Linked DNA regions of Mus musculus: all the other regions are linked to region 1. A link is a loop called in an ENCODE intact Hi-C map of the cell type or tissue named here. Cell type or tissue: heart. All regions are shown on one strand.

What was found. A loop is a pair of places that touch in the nucleus more often than their neighbours do. Peaks named below come from ENCODE experiments on the same cell type or tissue, not always from the same donor. Only the 100,000 strongest peaks of a DNase experiment are listed, where the experiment ranks them.
Region 2: it touches region 1 in a loop (6-fold over the local background); 22 of 42 quality-filtered maps call a loop at or near these places.
Region 3: it touches region 1 in a loop (2.0-fold over the local background); 4 of 42 quality-filtered maps call a loop at or near these places.

What each region holds. Positions count from the first base shown.
Region 1 is chr19:53,645,495-53,653,494 of GRCm38, forward strand. It overlaps Smc3 (structural maintenance of chromosomes 3), which reads left to right. Exons shown (of 29, transcript NM_007790.3): 29 at 1-337. Among named protein-coding and RNA genes, the nearest start is that of Gm46653, 26 kb to the right of the region's middle. In heart, CTCF peaks have their summits at 3,419 (motif pointing right) and 4,028; a DNase peak (open chromatin) is centred at 3,477; H3K27ac peaks cover 2,575 bases.
Region 2 is chr19:53,758,002-53,766,001 of GRCm38, forward strand. All of the region lies in intron 1 of Rbm20 (RNA binding motif protein 20), which reads left to right. It overlaps Gm30943 (a long non-coding RNA gene), which reads left to right. Exons shown (of 2, transcript XR_386793.2): 2 at 1-238. Among named protein-coding and RNA genes, the nearest start is that of Gm30943, 7.8 kb to the left of the region's middle. In heart, CTCF peaks have their summits at 2,725 and 4,999 (motif pointing left); no DNase peak of the experiment used is centred here.
Region 3 is chr19:53,837,156-53,845,155 of GRCm38, forward strand. It overlaps Rbm20 (RNA binding motif protein 20), which reads left to right. Exons shown (of 14, transcript NM_001170847.1): 8 at 3,824-3,903; 9 at 6,068-6,689. Among named protein-coding and RNA genes, the nearest start is that of Gm16299, 16 kb to the left of the region's middle. In heart, CTCF peaks have their summits at 1,788 and 4,969; DNase peaks (open chromatin) are centred at 1,966, 2,934 and 7,012.

The DNA of each region.
Region 1 (8,000 bases):
CCACTGGAAGAACAGCCAGTGCTCCTAACTGCTGAGCCATCTCCCTAGACCCCTTCCAACATTGTCAATTTAATATGACTCTCTTAACCAAAGCCATAGATTTAGAAAAGCAGTTTTATGTGGGATTCAGATGCTGATACCAAATGTGAGCCATGCGGTTTCCTTGTTGGTTAAGCCAGGCAGTTCCAGGAGACACTTAATACATACTGTGTTCAGTTCTAGGACCACAAAAAAAGTAAGGCTTTGTTGCTGAGGCCACATTCACCATGAGGTCTTTGGGGCATTTTGTTTGTTTTTAAATGGTTTTGCCATTCATGTGCCATAAAATTTACCCATGTATGCCTGTGTGTAATTCATCATGTTAGTGCACTCAGCATTGTGTGCTCATTCCTTTAATTTTAGAACTGTAGCTGTGAGTGGACCCACTTCTCTCCGCCTCTGGTGACCACAGTGGCTTTGGTCTTACACTGTGGGTCTGTTTGTTTCAGTCAGTTCATGTGGATCCTACAAACCCTGTGACTGGCGGCTCTCACCTAGCAGTGTTGCGAGGTCCAGTCCTGTAATGTGCGAGTACTTTATTCTTTCCTGGTGCCGACTGTCCTGCTGAGGAGATGTTCCGAGCCTTGCTCATCCATCAGCCGGGCTTGCTGGTTCCTGCCTTTTGCTTCTGTAAATGCTGCTGCTGCTGTGGATGTCATTGATCAGTGACTTGGAATCATTGACTTTGGAAGAGTTTGCTTTAGCAGCCACGTATCCATTAATAGGACCTGGAAAGCCACTTTAAAATACGTGTTCAGTGAGACTTCTCATTGAATGTAAGGGGCGCACACACGCGCAGTGGTCAGACAGCTGCGCAGTTTGTTCTCTCCTTACACCCACGGGTGGGTTCCAGGAATCAAGCCCAGGCTCTGAGGCTCACAGAGCATGCATTTTTATTTTATGTATGAGTGCTCTATCTGCATATACACCTGCATGCCAGAAGAGGACATCAGCTCCCAGTATCACATGATGCTGTGAGCCCCCATGTGATTGCTGGGAATTAAACTGAGGACTTGTGGAAGAGCAGCCAGTGCTTTTAGCCCGCTGAGCCAGCCTGACAGCCCCAACGTCAGAAGAGGTGTGTGAGTTTGTGAGTGGCAGGTTGATGCCCAAGAAGTTTACAATTTGTGATAATGTTTTGGAACCAGGGATTAAACCAGGATTTTGTGCGTGTGTAAACACGGTGAGCATAAGACCCCTACCTGAAGGAAGGCCTCATCCTTAGCTATTTAACCGTAATTGGGGTTTAGCTCTAGTGTACAAACGGGTCTTAGGTTCTTGACTTCCAGTGATTCTTCTGCTCTGGCCTCCACAGGAACTCAGCTCAGAGGTGTGTATGTACCACTCCCAGCTTAACATGTGCATCAAACTTGGGACTTTCATGATGGTCGCCTCTGGAGATCAGCAAGGAGAGCGCTTTAATGCTGTGTTATCCGTCCTAAATAACAGATTAGACTGGTTAGGATTTGCGTACTCAAAAGTGTGGACATTTTTTAGGAAATGACACAATTTTTTTTTTTTTTTCAAGACAGGGTTTCTCTGTATAGCCCTGGCTGTCCTGGAACTCACTTTGTAGACCAGGATGGCCTTGAACTCAGAAATCCGCCTGCTTCTGCCTCTGCCTCCTGAGTGCTGGGATTAAAGGCATGCGCCACCACTCCCGGCTTAATGACACAATTTTAAGAATAGTTTTTGGAAAGTACAAATTCAGAAGTGGGAAAGGGCAAAAACTGATTTTTTAATGATTCTTTTTAAAATTAAGCATCAGCAAAAATGTGTTTTCAAACACTCACTTGGCTTGATGGTTTAAAGGTTTCCTAACAACTCTAGAAGGAGCTAGTTCTCCATTCAGCTCGCAGGAGCCTGCTGGTTGGATGGTGTTTGGGAGGAGACTTCGCTGTCCGAGCCAGTGGTCCTTACAGGCCACAGCAGCGAGCTGCTGGCTTCGCAGAGTGGGCACTGCCTGTAGGCAGCTGTGCCTCCTTGAGGGTTCATTTTCTCTCTATATGCTGTGTTGTTGGATAGCATTGCCCTGTTGTGAGGGTGGGGCCCTGCTGCCCTGTGTCTAATTTCACCTGGGAAAAGCAACGCCAATGAAATCTGGTTTAGTCGTAGCCTTGCCTAGAAATAGGTTACGGCTTGGGTCACGTTAAATCTTGATAAAGTAGATTAACATCTCTACAAGAAACATTGGTTTGTCTAGAGCTCAGGTTTGGCAAAGCAAGTCCTCTTTAAATATGGCTTTGGTGTTTGCACATTAAGCTAAAAATAACGGGACCTTGCAGTTAGAATATATTTAGTTCCAGAGATGCATTTCTTTATTTTAGTTTAATATTCTAATTTTACAGATGAGATGTGAAGCCCAGATCAGGCAGGTGGCCCAAGTGAACATATTAGCACACTTAGATAACAGAACCAAGCCGTGGGTCCCTTCTCTCAAGAAACTCACACATTTATTTGCAGGTGGCCTTGCACGTTACACAAAGACGAATTTTAAGGTTATAGATGATTGCCACCTTCACTTTGTCTCTGCCCTTTGCCTTTTTTTGTTGTTAGTTTTTTGTTTGTTTGTTTGTTTAAAGAACTCACCAACTTAGGAACACTTAGGTCACACTTACCCATGTCCCAGGGAGACTTGAGTTACCTCCAGTTGCCAGGCTTCTGCAAGGAAGGTGCCAGTGTTATCTATAAATCTGCCACCGTGTGGCCGACAGGCACCCCTTCCTAGAGACAGAGTGTCTCCTGGGTGTAAGAGGCCTTGTGGCAGCCAGTAGCTACACAGAACACGAGGCAGCGTGGAGATTAGGGTTGCAAAAAGAATGTGGATATATTTACTCTGTCAGGTTGGCACACTGTGGTATGAGTTTTCCAGAGACCTTAACGTTTGAACATTATCTTTGATGGACTGTGTAATTGAGTGTCTTCAAGAAATTATTCAGCCATTAAAATTGATAGCTCAGCTGTTAAGAAGAGCGCTTGCTGATTGGTTCTCAGAATCCATATCGGGTAGCTTCCAGCTGCCTGTAACTAAGTCCCGAGGTATCAGACACCTTCTGGTGTGTGTGCAGAGAAGCAAGTGTGTGGTGGTGGTGGTGGTGGTGGTGGTGGTGGTGGTGGTGGTGGTGGTGGTGGTGGTGGTGGTGGTGATATAATAGAGCCCCAAAGCCTGAAGGACATGGGTTTAGAGCCAAATTATTTGGGACTAGAGTGTCAGAGCCTATTAATGTCTGATGTACAGTGCCACTTAAGGCAAAGACTTCTTGGGAGCCGTTTCCAGCCTACCTTGCCTCCTCACAGTTAGAAAGGTGCTTTCTTCAGCATTGTGTAGGGGCTCCATTTTCTCTCAGCCTAAATCTCAAGCTGTTTTCCCCGTAGCCACTAGAGGGAGCCCTTGATACATGCTGACCCCTCAGATTTGGGATCTCAGGTTTTCTTCCACACTGATTCCTCGCTAGAGTTGCAGCCGCTGTGAGGTCAGGGTGTGGTATAACTGAGACCTCTGGGGCAGCACTTTATGAGCGAAGTGTTAACTGCTTGCAGCTCACTCCTAAGTGAGCTTTGGGGCAAAGGTGCCTGCTGCGCTCACAACAGGTTGTGTCACTGTTCCGGAAACAGCAGGAAGCCTGGGTGTTGTAAAGATGGCAACCCTTCCTCACGCCAGGCCTGCTTATTCTCTGCAGAGCACGCGCTTGCTCCTTTGTTCCTTCTGCCTTCTGAGTCCTCATTTAAGCGCAGAGGCATCCTGGTTCTCTGCAGCCTGGCATTCCTAAAGCAGAGGTTGCCTTTCGTTCTGTTTCATGTATGGTTTCTAAGTTCCCTCTGTGTCCTGTGGTTTTGGCATTTTAATCCACTTAGTGTTTTCGAATTATTGGTAGCAGTCACTGTGTGATCTCTGGACACCCCAGGAAGACCTGTTCTACCCTATTGCCTACCAAGCCACGAAAAGCCATCCTAAGAGGTCCTGCCACTTCCAAGTTTCACCAGAGGTGATGCTCTGTCACTGTGGATGAGTGGCTTAAGGACCTTCTCCCACAAACTCGTGCTGCCCCAATTCACTCCACCCACAGAGCATGGTGACCAGGTGGTAAAGCGAAGCTGAGCGACCCATTTTACTGCGTTGGGAATGGGCAGCTGGTGACTGAGTAGGACAGCAGAACCTCCTTTAGACATGTGTATGTGCAGGGCACACATCCATCCTGTCTCATTAGCAAACCAGAAAGGTTTTCATATGAGTCCGTGCTGCAGTCTCTGCTCCATTGTGGTCACTTGGAGGGTTGTACTTTGGATTCACAGTGGCCTCACAGACTGAAGCCCTGGTCTGTTTGTTCACTGGTCTCCAGCTGTGCCCTGAAGGGCTGGGGTCTGGAAGTGGGGTGAAGTCACTGGGGGCAAGTCTTTGAAGGTTCCATCTATTCCTGCTTCCTGGTCCATTAAAATGTGAGCAGCTGCCTTGCCTCATGCTCCTGTCAGGACAGCCACTCCACCCTGCCTCGCCCTGTGATTGACTGAAATCCCCCTGAAACTGAGCCAAAATAAACATTTCCTCCCTGAGTTTGTCTCTTTCAAGTACTTTGGTCACGGTGATGAGAAAGCAACTAACAAAGAGCTGGGGAGATGGCTCCGCCGGTAACCGTGACTGCTCATGCAGAAGGCTGTGGTTCTGTCCCCAACACCCACATACCACCTGTAACTGCAGCTCCAGGATCCAGCATGTTCACCCAAAAACATACACATACTCATAAATAAAAATCTTATTAAAAAAAAAAACATACAGAATGGTTGGTGAAGTGTGATTTTTTTTTTTTAAATCTCATTAGGCAAGCCCAGATAGCCAGGGGAATTTGCCCCCGAGCACAGTCAGACCTACTAAGACCTCTGACAGAGCAAATGCTGGTCTGTGGGTCTGTGAAGTGGATAAACTGGATTTTAGAGAACTTTTCCTGAAACTAAGATGACCCCAGTCACTGCTTGTCTCTAGCCCAGCCAGTACGGAAAGCCACAGTGGCCTTGCTCAGAATCCAAACTGTCACATGAGTGGCTTTCATGTTTTGGACCAGATGTCTCTTCGGTCTTCTATGTGGGCATACCTTCCTCAAGCCCCCACCAATAAGCAAGCCTTTTAGAACCTGACCTCCGACCAATTAAACCTTGTTACCACCTAAGGACCTGGATTTCTGTTTTGAAACCATCTTGGATGGAGACCAGGTTTTCTTTAGCTCGTGTGTGCTATATGCATGTCTGCGTGCATGCAGATGCCAGGAGAGTATATCTCCTTTATCACGGCCTCCTCCTCTGAGCCAAGTCTCTTCCTGAATCTGGGGTGCATGGTTTTTCTGCTAGACTGGAAGCCAGCAATTCCCCTGCCTCCCTATCTTGCTCTCCACCTTGAAGCTAGGGCTACAGGTATTTATGAGGATGCTCTGCTTGTTAAATGAGTTCTGGGATCTGACCTAGGTGCTCATGATGGTAGAGCAAATGTTCTTAAGCCCTGAGCCATCTGTCAGCCCTGAGATCAGGTTTTCTTATCCCCCTTTCGGGCTCAGAGAAGGTCCAGCAAAGGGGTGGCTGACACGTTGCCTCGCCTCTTGTCAACAATCACGTTAGTTGTTTTGTTGCCCCTTCCCCCCAAACATACACACGCCCTTTGCACTCGTACACCTATCCTTTAACCACAGTGCCTTACACATTGTTATCCAGAACACAGGTGCACATCCCTGCCTCAAGCACAGTCCTTATCATTCATGGTCGCTTCACCTTCCTTCCTCCCAATTCTTATCCTCCAGAGTCCTCCCATCTCAGCGTCACCCTCCTCCCGAGACTGGAGATCTCTGGTGATGTGTGTGATTTTGAAAAGTCTAGAAGAGTCCCATCCACAAGGAATATATGTCAACAATTTCCTTACCTCATTAATTAATGTGGGGACCAGAAGGTTGGCCAAAGTTCAGTAGGACAGTGGACCCACAATCCTTAGGGCTATCTTTTCTTAGTGACGGGCCATTTCCAATTTAGCAGTTGTGTGTTCTCCCATAAATCAACAGCTTCTTTTATAGAGTCCAGTTATTAATCAGGAAGTAGTGGATCAAACAATTGCCTTTATCTTTTAGAAGGTCAGCTGACCTGGGTGGGGGGTGGGGGGCGTGCTTCCAGCATAGAGCTGTGAAAGTTTGCAGTACACTTGTGCCTTGTTTGAGGGGATTGGATCCTTCCTTCCTTCCTTTCTTCCTTCCTTCCTTCTTCCCTCCTTCCTAGGATTTATTTATATTATGTATATGAGTGCTCTATCTGCATGTACACTTGTGTACCATAAGAGGGCATTGGATTCCATTACAGATGGTTGTGAGCCTCCACATGGTTGCTGAGAATTGAAATCATGACCTCTGGAGGAGCAGCCAGGGCTCTTAACCACAGAGCCATCTCTCCAACCCCTGGTTATACTTTCTAAACACCTGAAGCTTCTCTGAAGTATGAGGTGAGGAGTCCTTGGCTCACAAGGTTGGCAGGCAAGGAGGCCAAACAGTTCTTTAGGCCAAATGAAGGCTGAGGGTGAAGAGAAGGGGGTTGCTATTCCTGACAGAGGAATGCTAGCGCATGGGTTGATCTGGGAGATGGCTTTGGGTTTGTATCATCTATCAAGGACAGAAAAACCTATGAGTCGGGTTCTATGATGAATCAATTTCAGATGGAGAATACTGAGTTTAAGAAACGACCCAAAGCCACCAAACTAAATGAAGCACAGGGCTAGTCTTGCTCTGTGTCTCTTCACCGTATCATTCACCAGAGGCCTGAGTGGGAGGGGCGGAGGTGAAATTGTGGGGGCGAGTGATGGTGGGGGGCATTCCCTAGGTGGAGAGTCAGTGACTGCATGTGTGCATATACTAGCTGGGAAGTAGAGAGAAAGACAGGGCCTGGGTGGGAAGAAGGAAATGACCTCCATAGCAGCAGGTGCAGCGCCCAGGCTGGTACACATCCAAACAAAACCAACTGCAGGATTCCGCAGATCCTCATGGCAGGACCCTCTTCAGCACCAGCCGCCTTAGACACCAGGGAACGAGCTCAGAACGGGGTGGGCAGGATGTCAGCATCTGGCAGGGCCTTTGACAGATTTGAGGGTTGGCTTCCACGTTCCCAGGAAAGATGGGTCCCTGGTCTCCTGTGGACTAGGAGAAGAAAGCAGTGGGAGCCCTGGGTTTGTAATTGGATCAGAGGCTGTGACGGTGACAGCTGTGGCAGGGGCCTGAGGAGGGGGCTTGGGCTGGTGAAGAATGGCTGGGTTGTTCCTTGTTTATCTCCTGGGGGCAGGCAGCTTTGGTGGGGCCTTGGGACCTCCACTTTTGCTCCACCGTCACCAGCACAGCCTGCCTGAGCAACGGACATATTCCATGGGGACAAATCGAAAAGAATGGACTTCGAACCTGCGCTCTGTCACTTGATCATGTGGTCTTGGGACATTTGCTAAATCTTTTTCCGCATTTTTTCTCTGGCAATACGGGGAGGTTGCATGATTCGGTATTCAAAGACACTGAAAGAACCAAGAATGAAGTGAGAATAAACGGCCTGGAATACGTTTGGAAAGAATGAAGCTGTAGTCTCCACCCGTGCGCACATGTGTGTGTGTGTGTGTGTGTGTGTGTGGCCATCTAAATTAGGTTTATTATATTTGGAGTCTAGGCACAGTTTTGTTTTGTTTTGTTTTGTTTTGTTTTTAGGCAGGGTCTCCTTCTGTGGCCCTGGCTGGCCTAGACCTCTCGGAGATCTTCTGCTTCCTGAGCACAATGAAAAGCTTGTGCTATTTTTGGGGGAAGGGGGAGGATGTCAAGGAGGCAATTTTAACATTTTTTTTTTAAAAAAAAACAAAAAACAAATCCACTTTGAGTTCGATTCCTGGAGTTTAAGGACAGCTGAGAAATCCTGTCTCTAAATAATAAATACAATAATTCGCGCTTAGAACACGTATAAAACTC
Region 2 (8,000 bases), 110 kb after region 1:
CTGACTGCTGTGTGTGGGTGTCATATTTAATCACAAATGACTTTTTCCTAGATATAGCCCACTCGGGGATGTTTGCTAAACCACACTCCCCAGAAGCATTTCTTCCTTTTTGGGTTTTCTTGTAGAAACAGCATCTCTTTCCCCCTTTGAATGAGATGAGGGTCTTATAAGTGACACTCTGCTATGAGTTTTTTGTTTTTTGTTTTTCAATGTAATAAATATGCTGACTTGGAACGTTTCCCTGATTTATTTGAATTTTATAGTACCGTAGAGTAGTGTTTGATAAAAGACTTTCATCTGTGTCCTTGAGAAAGCTGGTCTGTGTTTTCACCTTGGATGACAACCTTACCTTAACAAAAGAATGGTGAGGTTGTAGGAACAAGATAGGGGCAGAGGGCAGGCAAGATGGCTCCGTGAAGTGAAGGTGATTGCGGCCAAGCCTGATGACCCGATTTGCTCCCCAGAACCCACGTGTTAGAAGGCGAGAACCACCCTGTGAAGGTTGTTCTCTGACTTCCACACAGCACAAAGCCACGTGCATGCCGCAGAACATGTGATCGCGTGCACACACACTGAATACACGCCATACTTCTGTAAAGGAGGGATAACTAAGGCTCTGGGATAAAGAACGTGAGCACTAAAGGACAGTCTGGTGGAGAAGTGAGAGGGGAGTCATTTCATTTGTAACTTTCAAGTCTGTTGCTTCTACAAGTGCTGTGAATGGCCTTTGAACTAGCAGTGTTCTTTGAAGCAATTCCCTCCGCTCAGGCGGTTCCCCCCACTCATTAAAACTGCATTTGCATCAGGTTGGCTTTCATGGCGTAGCCTACTTTTTTTTCCCATAGCCTACTTTTGAAAAATGTGTCAGTGAACGACTTATCCTATAAGCAGTAAATAAATAAATAAATAAATAAATAAATATTAAGAAATTAAAGCATGAATCTGGTGCAAAACTTCCCTCATGTTCCTTCTTGAGGAAGTTGTTTGACTCTTGTGTCATGAGACAAAGTGGTCCTGTTGACTGTTGGGAAGAGCCTGCTGTCCTGAGGACAGACACACAGATCTCAGTTAGGCATGTGTGGGGTGTGTGTGTGTGTACAGCTGTTCAGGGTTCTTACAGTCTTGCCTTGTTTTTAGGGACAGGTTTAAATAAGAAGCCACGAGGATTTTATACTCTCTAGTCTATGAGGCTGTTTACTTCACAGACGTTTACTGACCACCCACTGTGTGCTAAGTACCTACTGTGTGTCAGTATCTACTGTGTTTCAGCTATGTTTGGCACTGTCCTAGACATGGGACTGAGCAATGATTAAACAGACATTCTGTACTTACATTAGGGTACTTTACATGTGCTGAGGACTGTCTCCCAAAATAGGATTCTTTTGTTGAGCTATGGATTGTTGACCCCTAGGGGTTTTTACATTACATAAAACGTGCTGACATATTGGCTGATGAGAAAAAGCTTAGACTTTGAAAGCCAAGAACCTGTTTTCCAGAACCTTCTAGATAGAACTCAGCTTGAAGACTGATGTGGTGGGAAAGAGGTTCCCCATCATCAAGGTAGGTTTAAATGCCTTGTCCCAGGCTCCCATTGAATGACTTGGGTCTGTTACTATCGTTGTAATGCTAAAATCTGTACAGGAAGGTGAGGGTCTAGGCCTAAAAGCGAATTCTCACGGTTATCAGCTTTTGTTGTTGCAAACCTTGTTCCTTAATTTAAAACGATTGGTTAAATAAAAGTGGCTAGAGCCAATTACTGAAGGGATTAGAGGTAGATGGGTTTGGAGTTACCTGGTTGGGGGTTGCAAAAGGAGAGAGAGACAGAGACACAGAGACAGACAGACAGACAGACAGACAGACAGACAGACAGACAGGAGAGGAGGAAACCACCATGAGAGAAGATGGACTAGGGACACATGGATAAATAAAGCAGCTAGTAGTTGGGGTACACCGCTGGGGAAGTAGCCAGGTGTAGCCAGGTCAGCTCTTAGAAAAGTACATTTGGGGTTACCCCCGAGTAATGATCAAAGCCAAATAAATTGCCATAGTCTGAGTCTCATCCACTTGTCAGCTAGACAGGGACAAGTTTAAATGGGTTCGACTACACGCTTAGACTGGAACCAGGCTTTTATAGGCCCACCCCAGGACTGACTGTGAACACGCACTGCGATCAAGTATCTCAGACCATGGCCTGAACTTTGGATGGCCACCACAGCTGCCATGTCCCACAAATAGAAAACTGTACCCAGACACCCGCCAGCCGGGGTCTCCTTCCATGGTGGGAACAGCCAACCTCACCTGTAGTCTTTCCTTCCCATGTCTTTGGACACTGACATAGCTTGGCATTTCAGGACAGCTGCTGAGCTGACATTGGTTCATAGGCAAGGCCAGGGCCAAGGAAGGAAGTCTAGTTTTGGCTCACTTGAGAGGTCTGTTTTGGTTGTAAAAAGTTTATTGTTTGGGTGTGTGGCTGGTGGTGTCTTTGGCTATGACTCAGGTAGAGTCACGTTGACCTTGGAGGATTAGGGTGTGATGTGGTTTTAAGACTTGTGTGGTTGGGAGAAAACGAAGTTTTGTTTTGTTGTTTTTTCTTGGGTGTGGTATTTTCTTATTACCCAAACCTTGGCTGGGTACAACTAGGTCTCTGGGTTAGCACTGGCTTAGTCTGAGGGTCTCATAGGTAAACTGAAACCTGGGAAGAGAAGCCTGGCCCAGAGTCAGCTGAAGGGGGAGCTAGTGAGAGCCTGGCGAGGGGAGCTGCCTTCCTGCAGAACTGAGTTGTGGATTTACTGGAGAACTGAGCCTGGTTCCTGCCCCTCTGTCTACCTTGAGGCCTGGCTGGCTGGGATGAGCTGGTTTATAGCCTCCTCGGTCGTTAGTAGGTTTGGAGAAGACTCTCCTAGGCCAGGTGACTTCGGCCTGCCTTACCTTCCCTCGTCACCTTGCTCAGGAGTGCGGCCATAAAGATGACACCTTCATTTTTGTGAAAACGTGTAAATAGCTCTGCAGGTGTATGGGCAGCCATGTTAGCTCGCGTGACTCAGAGAAAGGTCGCAGAAGTCTGTTAGATACAGCTTGAAAGAAACGCCATTAGAGCTTCCTACTGTTGGCTGCTTCTCTCTGGGGTAGCTGCTGTCACTGTCACCAAAGATCCAGCTCCTTTATCACCTTAACGTCTGCAGGTGACTTTTCTTGTTGGCTGTGTTGGCTTTCTAGGTCTCTCTGTCCATTCAGGATGATGGTCAGCCCCCTCTCTGTTAGGCTGGGCTTCCCTCAGCATCTCCCAACACGTCTCTAGTTGGCTTTGTATTTCCAGCCGTCTTCTGCCTCCGTCAGCTCTTAACTTTGATGCCAGTTTGCATCAGGGATCTCTACTACTTCTTTCTAGGACAGAGCACCCAGGAGCAAGGTAATAATAGGGTTCGAGATCTGTCATTGTAGACGGGGTGAGAGAAGAGGCTGCCCACAGAGACAGCACAGATGGTTAGGAAATGCAGGTCTCCGGCTCATGAGCGGGAATCTTGAGGTCTGCTGTTGGTTCTCTATTGTGTCTCCTGCCACCAAAGTTTGCACATGTGTTCATGAGGACTTGCTGTGGTCCTGGGACCCCTCATTGTTCCTCATCCACTATCAACCAGAAACCAGAGACCCCTGTGTCACCTTGGATTCCTTCCCCTCCCTCCCTTCCACCTCTGCCCACTGCATAAGTACTCACCAAGTTCTGTACCAGCCTCTGTAGGTCGGATGGTCTATGGGGAGCCCTAGAGTCTATTTCTGTTTTGGTATGCCAGCCATCTCCAGTGGGGGTCTACTGGCTGGCTTCCCTCTGACTTTCCCATCCTACATCCCCAGAGGAGATGTCTTCTGCATCGTTCACCACAGATCAGGGGCTGGAAGTTTCATCCTAAGTTAAGCTCAGCGGCTGGGCCTGAAGGCTCATCCCCAGGTCACCCACATGCAAACCTAGCTGTGTTCTAAGAGAAGTTAGAGAACCTGGATGGTTTGAAGTCTCTGGAACCTCAGCAGTGTGGACATCTGGCCCCTGCTCTTGAGGATGGACCTTACCTTGTAGTAGGCTTACTTTTGTACTTTTCTTTGTGGTTAGCTACAGGTGTTTCAGTAGCTTTATAGTTATTATCAATGTGTGTGTGTGTGTGTGTGTGTGTGTGAGAGAGAGAGAGAGAGAGAGAGAGAGAGAGAGAGAGCATGAGCAAGCACAACACTGGCTGTCAATTTCAGGCACTATCTAGCTTGCTTATTTATGTATTTATTTATTTGGTAGCAGGACCTCTCGCTGGCCTGGCGCTCATGGACGAGGCTGGCCTGGCCTGGTTGGGCAGTGCGTCCCCAGCATCTTTTGTCTCCATCACTAGGACTGGAATGATGAGTGTGCACCATGTGTGTCACCCCGGTTCTCTCAGGTCCTCATGCTTCTGAGGCAAGCACTCCACCGCTGACTTATCTCTGCAGCTCCTATTATTGTTATTTTTCTGAGGCAGAGCGTCTAGCCCAGGCTGGCCATATGTGGCTGGGAAGCGGGTAATCTTGAACTGGGGACTACCCCACATGCCCCTCTTTACTGTGCCACCACACCGAGTTTTGTGCAGAGCAAAACCAGGCTTCAAGCACCCCATGCTGGGCGAGCTGTCTGCCAGCTGAGCTCCACAATCAGCCTGGGGTAGCTCTGTTTTAATAATTCTGCTGTGTATTTTCTATTCCAAGTCACCGGAGCAGTAGTATGGCAGTGGGTTGGCAACGTTGACAAAAAAGAAACCAACTCCAGGGCTCTGTGTGTATAAGCAGAGATGATCCTGGTTTGCCAGGCCAGGGTTGAGGCTGGAAAGGATTTTTCTGTCTTCTCCAGCCTCATACTTCAACTGCAACTCCTACCGTGACCGTGACCAACTCCATTGCTGGCAGGCCTCTGTCTTCTGGTTCTGTCTCCAGAAGGTGCCTCCCACCCAGTTTAGCAAAATACCCCCATCTAGTGGTAACTAAGCCGTCTGAGCACATATGATCATAGCTCCTATTGGTGTGTACAGTCAGCTTCTGATGGGTTGGGGACCAGCATCTTGGGGTGCTTCTCAGGGGAAGTGACACCCCTACCCCACCATCATCAGGAAAGGGCAGACTCTGATTCTCCAGTACAGACTCCCCTCCCTGCCCTCTGCTTCCGTTGTTTCCCTGAATCTGAACTCTCCTTTGCTTTCTATGACTACATTGAGCCATTTAAGCTAATTCTTAGCTCTCATTTCCTCTTTTCTCAACTTTATTATCTTGAAAACCTCTGGGTGGACAGTTTTTCTTCTCGGTTTTTCACTTTTGTCTGATCGAGTTTGCATGTTCATTTCTTTCTTATTCTCCCTTTCTAGAAAACAACACTCTCTCTTCTTTCTCCTCACTCCATTTGAGCTATTCTCATATTTCTTCGAGGGAGACCATCTCATCTTGAGCAAGCAGGGTTATTGACAATCCCAAGCAGATCTAGGTCACCTGGGGTCTGGGTAGCATGATGTTATCTGGTCAGGTAGACCAGTCTCAGCCATCGGTGTCACAGAACTGTCTGGAACCACTCACTGTTGGTGGTACAATATAAAGCTTTGGGCGTCTTGAGATTCCAGCTCATCTCTAGTGGTTTTAGCCACATTGGTGGTTGCAGAACATTTTCTTTTTCTTTTTTTTTTTTTTTAAAGATTTATTTATTTATTATATGTAAGTACACTGTAGCTGTCTTCAGACACTCCAGAAGAGGGAGTCAGATCTCGTTACGGATGGTTGTGAGCCACCATGTGGTTGCTGGGATTTGAACTCCGGACCTTCGGAAGAGCAGTCGGGTGCTCTTACCCACTGAGCCATCTCACCAGCCCCGTGGAACATTTTCTTTTCCAACTCTATTTTCTGACTCTGTAAAAATAGTGAGAGCAGAAACTATTTATTGTAGGTACGGTCTATCTAGATCAGTGGTTCTCAACTTCAGCGCAGCTGGCATCCAAAGCCTTAAAGAGCTGCTCAGATCGAGGTAGCTGGGCTCACCCAGTTTCTGACTTGCTAACTTTGGAGCCCAGCCCAAAGGTTTCAGCTTTAACTAGTCCAGGTGGTATAATTGGTGCTAGTCAGGAAGTCACACATTGGCAACCACTGCCCTATATCCAGCAGGAGCTCGAGAAGCGCTATCACTGGATCCTCACAACAATCTTGTAAAGGAGAAGTCGTCACACACACACACACACACACACACACACACACACACACACACCTTTCCATGTGGGGAAACAAAGGACATGGGCTGGAGCAACCTGAGGTGGTGGACAGCAAGTGGCAAAGCCAAGATGTGAAGCTGAAACCCTCAAGGGTCCTGTCAATCATCCTGCATCGTTCCAGGTCTCAGAGTCAGCGAGGTGCTTGTCACAGAATGCAGGACCAGCCTTAGCCCAGCACCCTCAATGCTGTGGATGGAGGACAGCCTTAGCCCTGCACCTTCAATGCTGTGGATGGAGCACTGAGTCCTCTGTGGGTTCACCTCTGCATGAGATCTTGGCTTCCACAGGCAGATGCTCTGCTCTTTGCCCCAACATAACCAGATGTTTGTTGAGAGGCTGCTCCCCTGAGAAGGGTGCAGAAGGAGTCCTGCTTTCTGTGCTGAAACGATCCTTGACAGTCACAGCAAGCTAGAATCGCCCCGGGGTGAAGGATTCTTCTGCCTTGGGCGTGGGGATGAGGAGGGAGGGATGTTTGGATGGAATAAGGTCAACTACACGCCCATTAAGCTCTGCTCATCCTGTGGAGTCTTTCCTATAGGATGCACGTCCAGGGCTTCTGCTGAGTTTAGCCAGAGCTAGATCCTAGGAAGTGAGTGGGTTGTGACAAGAGAGGTATTTCCCTTCCTTGGGGTTGCATCTCTGGCAGTGACTAAACATGACACAGGGCTCTTGTCTGTTTGCTTCCTCATGTGTGTAATACATTCCCTGGAGTAAATTTCTCCTGTACTAAGAGAATCTGGCCTGCTTTCTCTTCCTTCCACTGGATCCTGGCTAATGTACCCCCTAGCCACCATGTTCCCAGGGCAGTTACTTCTGTATTCTAACTTTTTACCCACTTTGTTGTTAGGATGGATGTGCCTCTGGTTCCTCCAACAGCCAGGACCATCCCAAGGGTCATCACAACCAATTCAATGTCAAATCATCAGTGCATACTGAAAGCATAACAAAGTAAAAACAAAATTCTAGGCCTTTAGGCCCAGGCTTGGGAATGTGGTCTTTGTGAAGGTATGCTAATCATAAAACAGATAGCGACATTCCTCCCCGCACCTGCTTCCTGGGTTCAAAGACTGCTCATTCAAAGAAAGTCACCCTGACCATTGCAGGAACCCGCTATGCAAATGTGCTATTGTTAGGGGCTCTTAGAAACTGTCTTGAGAAATAACCCTCACAATTACCAGGTATTCCTCGTGACTCTTGTAACTTTGCACTTCCTTGTGACTCTTAACTGGTATTTTTGGTATTTTCCAACAACGCCCTTCCCACCTCCTTGAGTTGTGGTTTCTTCCTTTAAATACCCCCTTATCCAGCTACTCGGGGCGCCATGGTACTCTACCCCTGTGTGGTGTATGACCATGGGCCCAAGAGCGCTCTTAAATAAAAAATCCTCTTGCAGTTTGCAGCAAGACCGTTTCTTGTGGGTGATTTTGGGGTGTCGCCTCTCCTGAGTCAGAACGTGGGGGAGTCCTCACGTTGTGGGTCTTTCACATACCTTATCCCCTTTCAACATGTTCAGTGATGGACTGATGGATGAAGGATGATAATGTAACTCATCCGGAGAGCAAAGTCAGAGCTTACAACTGTCAGTGTTTACAAAGTAGCCAAGAGTTGCCAAGCCTCAACTCGGAGAGGGGTTCTGAGGGAGGGGTGTCTGGGAGCAGGAAACAAACAGCTCAAAGTCAAATCATGGTGAAGGTGGCGTCCTATGCTCTGTTTGCCACAGCTTTCCAGTCTCTGCTTTCT
Region 3 (8,000 bases), 190 kb after region 1:
TGTGTGAAGAGCTTCACTGGATGGGAGGAGGGATATAAAAACAGGACCAACAAAGGTGACGCTTTGTTGGAAAATGATCACACCATCCTAGGCTCCACCCCTCTCTGCTTTGAGCTGACTTGCTTAACCTCTGTGAACCTTGGTTCTGAGATCAGGTCAGAGTATACATGAGCTCTTTGGCTTAAATTTTTTTTTCCCATGCATTTTCTTTCCAGTCTGACAATCACTATCCTGTGAGGTGTGCAGGATGCATAATCATAGTAATTACAAGAGTACACCATAATATATACCTTTAATTGAGTCCTGCTACTCTGAGGCAAGTAATGTATTAAGCACTTTCCATACATTATCTACTTTAATCTTGACGTCAGTCCTGCCAGACAGGTATTGTAATCTTAATTTTACAGATGAACATACCGAGTCTAGTAGAAGTTCCCCAGCTTGTCCAAGATCATAGTTACTGGATGATCCATGATGAAACCCAAGACTGTTGGCTGGGTGTGGTGGTGCTTGCCTTTAACCCCAGCACTGGAGAGGTAAAGACAGGTAAACTTCTATACATTCAAGACCAGGCTGGCCTTGTTTTTGTGAGTTCCAAGCCAGCCAGGGATACCCAGTGAGACCCTGTCTCAATAACACCAACAACGAAACAAATAAACCAACAAACAAAACACAAACATTGACAACAAACAGCAAACAAACAAACCCGGAGACTACACTGGGTTTGCACCAAATATGGTTATCTTTTTAAATATTGCAGTATTAGGTTTTCCACATGAAAACAAAACAAAAAAGGCAGAGAGAACTCAGGTCGTTTTTTGTTCACAGTCCCCCCAGGCAGGACACTGTAAAGAGTGTGCAGACAGCCTCTCCAAGTTCAGGGTACGTGCAAGTCACCAGGGAGTGTGCAGACAGCCTCTCCAAGTTCAGGGTACGTGCAAGTCACCAGGGAGTGTGCAGACAGACTCTCCAAGTTCAGGGTACGTGCAAGTCACCAGGGAGTGTGCAGACAGCCTCTCCAAGTTCAGGGTACGTGCAAGTCACCAGGGAGTGTGCAGACAGCCTCTCCAAGTTCAGGGTACGTGACAGCCTCTCCAAGTTCAGGGTACGTGCAAGTCACCAGGGAGTGTGCAGACAGCCTCTCCAAGTTCAGGGTACATGCAAGTCACCAGGGAGTGTGCAGACAGCCTCTCCAAGTTCAGGGTACGTGCAAGTCACCAGGGAGTGTGCAGACAGCCTCTCCAAGTTCAGGGTACGTGCAAGTCACCAGGGAGTGTACAGACAGCCTCTCCAAGTTCAGGGTACGTGCAAGTCACCAGGGATCCTGCAGGTCTGGACAAGGCTGTGATTTTTGCATTTCTACCAAGGCTCCAGCAGATGCTGTCCCTCCTGGTCATAAGAGTGCACTTTTAGTGGCAAAGACCTAGAACGTACTGTTTTCTGACCTTTGGTGTGGGTTTTCTGCTCCTCATGTTGTCATAATGTCCCTCTAGGTCGCTGTGACCATCAGCATATTCCAAGTGTGTAGTAATGGGCTTTATATCCCGCACCCTGACATGAATCAGCCCAGACTCTCTCTGCATGTAACAGAGGCTTGTGGTAATCCAGCCTGTTGATGTAGGTGACAGAAAGGGTTCCTTGGCTCCGGTGAATGCAAAGTGAAGGAGCAACCGACTGTGGGGACCCAAATGACATCATCAACATGATGTTCTCTGCTCTCTGCTTTCTGCTGTCTACGGCTTTGTTTTCTCTGTGCTTGGCGGGACAGCCTTTAGCAGACCCGGGCTCTCTCCTCTAGATGGCATGGCAGCCCTCTTCAGCTCTACCTTCAGATTCCAGGTCCCGTCTCCCACAGAAGAGAGAGCCAGACTTTCTCCTGTAGCTCCCACAAAACATCTGGCCATTGTTCTCGTTAGACTACTTCAGCACATGTGCCCATCCCCGAACCGGTTTCTGTGGCCAGCGGAAGGCTGCGGTTTGATTGGTTTGTAGGGTGGGAGAATTAGCTGTACAGAGAGGGTGTTTCCAGGAAGAAACCAAATGAAAAGAGGCCTACAGGCTGGGAAACCCAGCTGTGTCAGAAACAACTGGGCCTGCGTCGACAGAGCCTGGTTTGGATGGATTGCAGACTCATGTAGAAGATTCGAGTTTAGACACTCACCCTGTTTTAGGAGCAGCACGCTGTACTGAGAGAGAAAACTGCCTGGTGTACTAGATGGCTGTTGATTGGCTTCACTGTCCTCATAAAACAGAGGGAGAGATGCAACATCTGAGATTTGCTCCAACATAGATTTTGAAGGTTGAGAAAAGGAGGTCAGAACACATGCCTCAAGATTAGGCAGATTCAGTATGCATTCATTCGTCATTGTTGCATATTCAAATTTTCCTATAATAACAAGGTACCCCAAACTTCGTCATAGTCTGATTTTGTTATTTTTTACCTCCGCTTTTCTGGCATAATGACAGCATTGGGACACCTTCACTCTGGAGGAGAGAAGCTCTTGGTGATCCATTCGCTGGATGCCTCTGTCCCTGACACTGGTTACCCAGTCACCTCTTGCCTGCTGTCTCACAAGGTTACCTTCTTCTTCTTTCCTGGGTTTGAAAGGAGCAACCGGGAAGGCATTAAGTTCCAGAAAAGTAGAATACATCAACCTCTAAGAATCCTTTTACTAAATAAAGCCTTTTTCAACTCACTCTGGGAATTGTACTGAGTTCCGAAAGGTTGCCCGGTATGGGGGCATATTCTTTAGCTTCTGCCCTGCTTCCACTGTTCCAGTATAAGCCACAGACTTGAAGCCTGGCATTGGCCTCCTGCATGACACATGTCTTGCCACATAGATTTGATTGATCCTGGCAGCTCCTTCAGTGTTCCCTGGCTCCATTGTCTGTCATGCGTTAGCTGCAGAAAGCAGCAGCCAACTTCAAAGGGAAGGCAGAAAGACTACTGCAGCTCTGTCTAGGGTGAGCGACACGTTCTGGGCAGGAGCTTTCTTCTCAGCCCTAGCCCAGCCTTGGCCTCATCCCGAGGCTTGTGGAGAGTTGACAAGACATATTCTGGGTAGCCTGGTTACTTGTATGTGACATTGCATAAGCTTATAATTTTCTGCTGAATATAATAAAGACTATCTGCCCGAGGTGTGAAGTACTCTTTGGGGTAGATCACCCAGCCAATGCTGAATCCCTGGGTGTGGGTCCTCGCTTTTTCACGGCTCAGGATCAGAGTCACTGTCTTCTCTTTGTCCTTTCCTTTGTGTCATGATCTGATGGTGACCCCTCCATGGCTTGAACATTTTCTGTCCTTTCCCCGTGTCCCTGCAGGCCGTCCTCCATTCTTAGCTTTACTAGATGCCTCCCCCGTCCCCCAGACCTTAGCAAAACAGCAGTCATGCCTTGCTGAGAGCGCAGAATTGTAGTCTCTGTCCACTTGACCTGGGTTTCTCAGAATAAGATACATGATGCTCTCTGGTGTCTGGATGGCTCTGGAGGTCATTGTAAGTTACATAGAAAGAAGTAAAGAGCAAAAGAACAGTTGATTGAGCTTCTTAGTAAAGTGGTCTAGCAACATTTGGCATGGATGATTGAGAGTTTTTAGGGTTTTTTTGAATATCTGCTTTATTAAGATATAACTCACATGCCTTATTCTCTGGACCCTCAACCCTACCCTGGTGTTCATTATGTTCATGCTCCTTATCTTTTGGATCAACCCTTTTATCTTTCCCGCAGAATGCATCATTTCCCCCTTTGATGGACTGGCATCGAACAAGGCAGGTCATAGCTGATGCTTGCGGTGTTGTCTAATGATCTCTTTGACTTTACCTAGAAACCTGGGAAAAATGTGGCTGCTATCATCCAAGACATCCATTCCCAGAGGGAGAGGGACATGCTCCGGGAAGCTGACAGGTGAGGCTCTGGGTCTTAGGTCAGAGGCCTGGAGGTTAAAACACCTTCTAGCTTCTTGTTCTTCGAGGGGTGTCTTAGTTAGGGTTTCTATTGCTGCAGTGAAACACCATCACTGAAAGCCATTTAGGGAGGAACAGGTTTATTTCACTCACACTTATCTGTAAGAGTTTATCAGCCAAAGTGGCTAGGGCAAGAACTCGTTAACAGGGCAAGAACTCATTAACAGGGCAGGAATTTGGAGGCAGGAAATAATGCAGAGGCCATGGAGGGGTGTTGTTTACTGACTTGGTCCCCATGGCTTGCTCAGTCTGCTTTTTTTTGTAGAGCCCAGGGTCACCAGCCCAGAGGAGGCTCTACCTACAGTTGCCTGGACCCTCCCACATCCATCACAAATTTTAAAAAACAAAACAAAACAAAACAGCTCAACAGGTTTGCTTGCAGGCTGATCTTATGAGGTATTTTTTCCACTAGGGTTCCCTTCTCTGAGATGACTCTAGTCTGTGTCAAGTTGAGCTGAATTTATTCAGCAGGAGAGATTTGAATTGTAACATGTTCTACCCTTAGCCCTGACCCATCAACCCGGCCTTCTAGCCTCTACTTATCCCTGTTCAGATGAGTGGTACCATTGTAGCCCAGAAGAGCTGCTCAGGTTAGACAGGGACATGGGAAATGCTGGGATTTCTCTTGCCTATCCCTCCCTGGTTAGAGAAGACAACAGGGAACAGAGAGTTGATATTGGCTCCTGGAGCAAGTTTACATTTTACTGATGCGACCTCGGTGCACATAGGTATGATGGAGATTCTGGTCAGAGGTGGTCAGCTCTCGGTTTCTCATGAGCTGAATGCAGACGTAGAACTAAGGATGTAGATGGGGGAGGTGGGAACCACCCAGTTCCTTGACCATCGTTTCTGAGGCGGTGAACGAATGTGATTTTCCAACTCGTTTCTTTCAACTGACATTCATGGCCCTGCTAGGATGGGACTATGACCATCAGTTCTAAAGAGCTAAGACGGAAAGGAAAACCATAACCGGGCCTGCAGTCTCTAGAGCAGCCACAGAGGGCGCTCTAACCTTGTTGTAGAAGACAGGAGCCTGTTTCCCCTGCATTGGCAGAGAAACTAAGTCTAGCAGCCTAGTCCTAATAGAGATTGCCCCTCTCTGTCTTGGCAGTGAGGGATACAGTGTTGTTCAGGTTGCGAGAACCAAATGAAAATGCTCTATCTATCCTTTTAGGTTATCAGGTGTATGACCTCACTAATTATCAGCCTTCAGAGGCCATGTGAACGGTCAGCCTTAGGATTTGGTTTGTCTGTTTTTTTTTTTTTTTAATTTAAAATTGCGGTGACTTGGGGTCTTAATGGCAAGTATAAAGACAGACCATGCCACCTGTAGTTTCGTGGTCGCATAGAGTGGGGGAGGTTGTGAAGATTTACCCGAATCTTAGGCAGACTCCCTTCCTGAGGGTTCCAATGTCTTCATCTCAAATTTGAGTAGCTCTGAGTGAGTTCTGAGACCTTTCCCAACCCTTAGGTGTCTTCCTGATTCTCTGTTTTTCCGAGGTCTCTGAACCTGCCTCCTCACTCCTGCCACTCCTCTCACTGTGAGCATCTCTCTTCCATCCCCAGGATAGTCCCTACTTGTAATGAGGACTTGTAAATGAAGGAGAGAAGGAGGAAAGAAGGGAGGGAGAGAGAGAGAAGAAAGAAAGATAAGTCACCTATATCCTGATGGGGTCTAAGTGGAGCAAAATTGGATGTAGGGTAGTGCCTCCAACAGTAGGCTGTGGCAACCTCACCTCTTAGCCCCTTGTTCCAGAGCACTCACCCTGTAGATCCCCAGGAAGAGAATTTCCTAGGGTCTGTACCTTAGCATAGCTTCCAAGAGGAAGTAAGGTAAAACCAAGCTAAACCAATGTAATTATTTCCTAGAAGCAGACTGTGGTAGAGGGCAGAGAGTGTCTTAGGGAAAATCTGTGCCCACAGAGGTGAAGAGGGAGGACAGGCTGGTTCCTGGACACTCTGCACTACTGGGTTGCGACAAAAGAATGCCCGGGTGGACAGATTGTGTCTAGTATATCCCTGAGAGATCTGTGTGTGTCTCCATCTGGGTGATGCAGGTTACGAGCTCTGCAGAGTCTAAACCCTGTCTCTTCCCTTCCTCCCAGGTATGGTCCAGAGCGGCCACGTTCTCGAAGTCCAATGAGCCGATCACTCTCCCCAAGATCCCATAGTCCCCCAGGCCCCTCTCGGGCTGACTGGGGCAATGGCCGTGACTCCTACGCGTGGAGAGACGAGGATCGAGAGACTGTCCCCAGGAGGGAGAACGGGGAAGACAAAAGAGACAGGTTGGATGTTTGGGCACATGACCGGAAACACTATCCTAGGCAGCTGGACAAAGCTGAGTTGGATGAGCGACTCGAAGGAGGGAGGGGCTACCGGGAAAAGTACTTGAAGTCAGGGTCTCCCGGCCCACTCCATTCTGTGTCTGGCTACAAAGGCCGGGAAGATGGCTACCATCGAAAAGAGCCTAAAGCCAAGTTGGACAAATACCCAAAGCAGCAGCCGGATGTGCCAGGAAGATCCAGAAGGAAAGAAGAGGCGAGACTACGGGAGCCCAGACACCCTCACCCAGAGGATTCCGGCAAGGCAGAGGATCTGGAGCCCAAGATCACGCGGGCCCCTGACGGTACCAAGTCCAAGCAAAGTGAGAAAAGTAAAACCAAGAGAGCCGACAGAGACCAAGAAGGAGCTGACGACAAAAAAGAAAGCCAACTGGCCGAGAATGAGGTAAGGATGCAGCTCTGAGCCCAGGTGAGGTGAGGCGGCCCCCGAGAGGAGAGTCACACACAAGTCTCGTTTGTTGGTGGTGTATGCTTCTTGCCAGTTTGTCATGTGTGTGGTGCTGTCCTAAGAACATTATATCAAACACACCACTTAATCCTCACAGCAACCCTGCCAAGCTAGGGTCGTCATCACTATAGAGGAGGCGTGTAAGACATGGAACTTTGTGCCGTCTGACCAAGGAGGCAGGCTTAGGAAAAGGGACAGTCGGAACTAAAGCTTGTGTTCTGGCGCCAAATCCCATGGCTCCCTGGAAGTTAAGGAGAGGCGTGATGGAAAAGCCCATTGTAGCCCTGTGTTTGTCCAGGGTGGAGTGTTCCTGGGGTGTTGACACCCACAGAGTCACCCAAGGGAAGATTAGATATTTGGTCCACCCTGTGTGCCAAAAGTATTACTGACGCTGGAGCTCCAGGGATGTGTAAGGAAACGTGACTGCCACCCCTAAATTATACTGGGGACTCAAGTGTGGTGAGCTTCTCCAGATAAAAGACTTTAATTTCACTTTAATAAAGTGGCACTTATATCCAAGAGTCTGCTACACGGCTTCAGTTCTAAGAGGGTGGGGAACTCTCAGTGAATTATGTTTGAATTATAAATTGACTGACATCAAGCCGGGCGTGGTGGTGCATGCCTTTAATCCCAGCACTCGGGGAGGCAGAGGCAGGAGGATTTCTGAGTTCGAGGCCAGCCTGGTCTACAAAGAGAGCTCCAGGACAGCCAGGGCTACACAGAGAAACCCTGTCTTGAAAAAAATAAAATTGACTGACATCTACTTTTAGCTGAGGCACCCTATTAGATAGGACTGAGATAGTAAGAGTTTTGGAGGGTCTCATTAAGAAACTTCATCGTTAAAAATCTTCCGTGCGTATCCTCTAGTCACCCTGACCCAGGAGTTGGTGACAGTCCGAATAAGAAGTCCAGTTCTTAATTCCATGAACACTGAAGAGTCACTTGGGGCTCTTATTCCAGCCTTGATTCTCATACATGTGGAAGGAGGGCTAGGTGGTGGGTCAGACACAAGCAACACACGGTACATAGGAGAAAGCCCCGATGTGGCAGAGACCAAGGGCTGACACACTTATAAAAGAGTCTGCATACAATAGAACCCAAGTTGAAGAGCTGGCTCAGCAGCTCCGTAGGCAACGCTGTAGAGTACAAGCTGCATGCAGAGGGTGTTTGAGCTGGGTGTTGAAAATGGGCAAAAACCAGTTTGGTACTCTGGGTAGAAGCTGCAGCCAGCATAGGGGAAGCAAATGG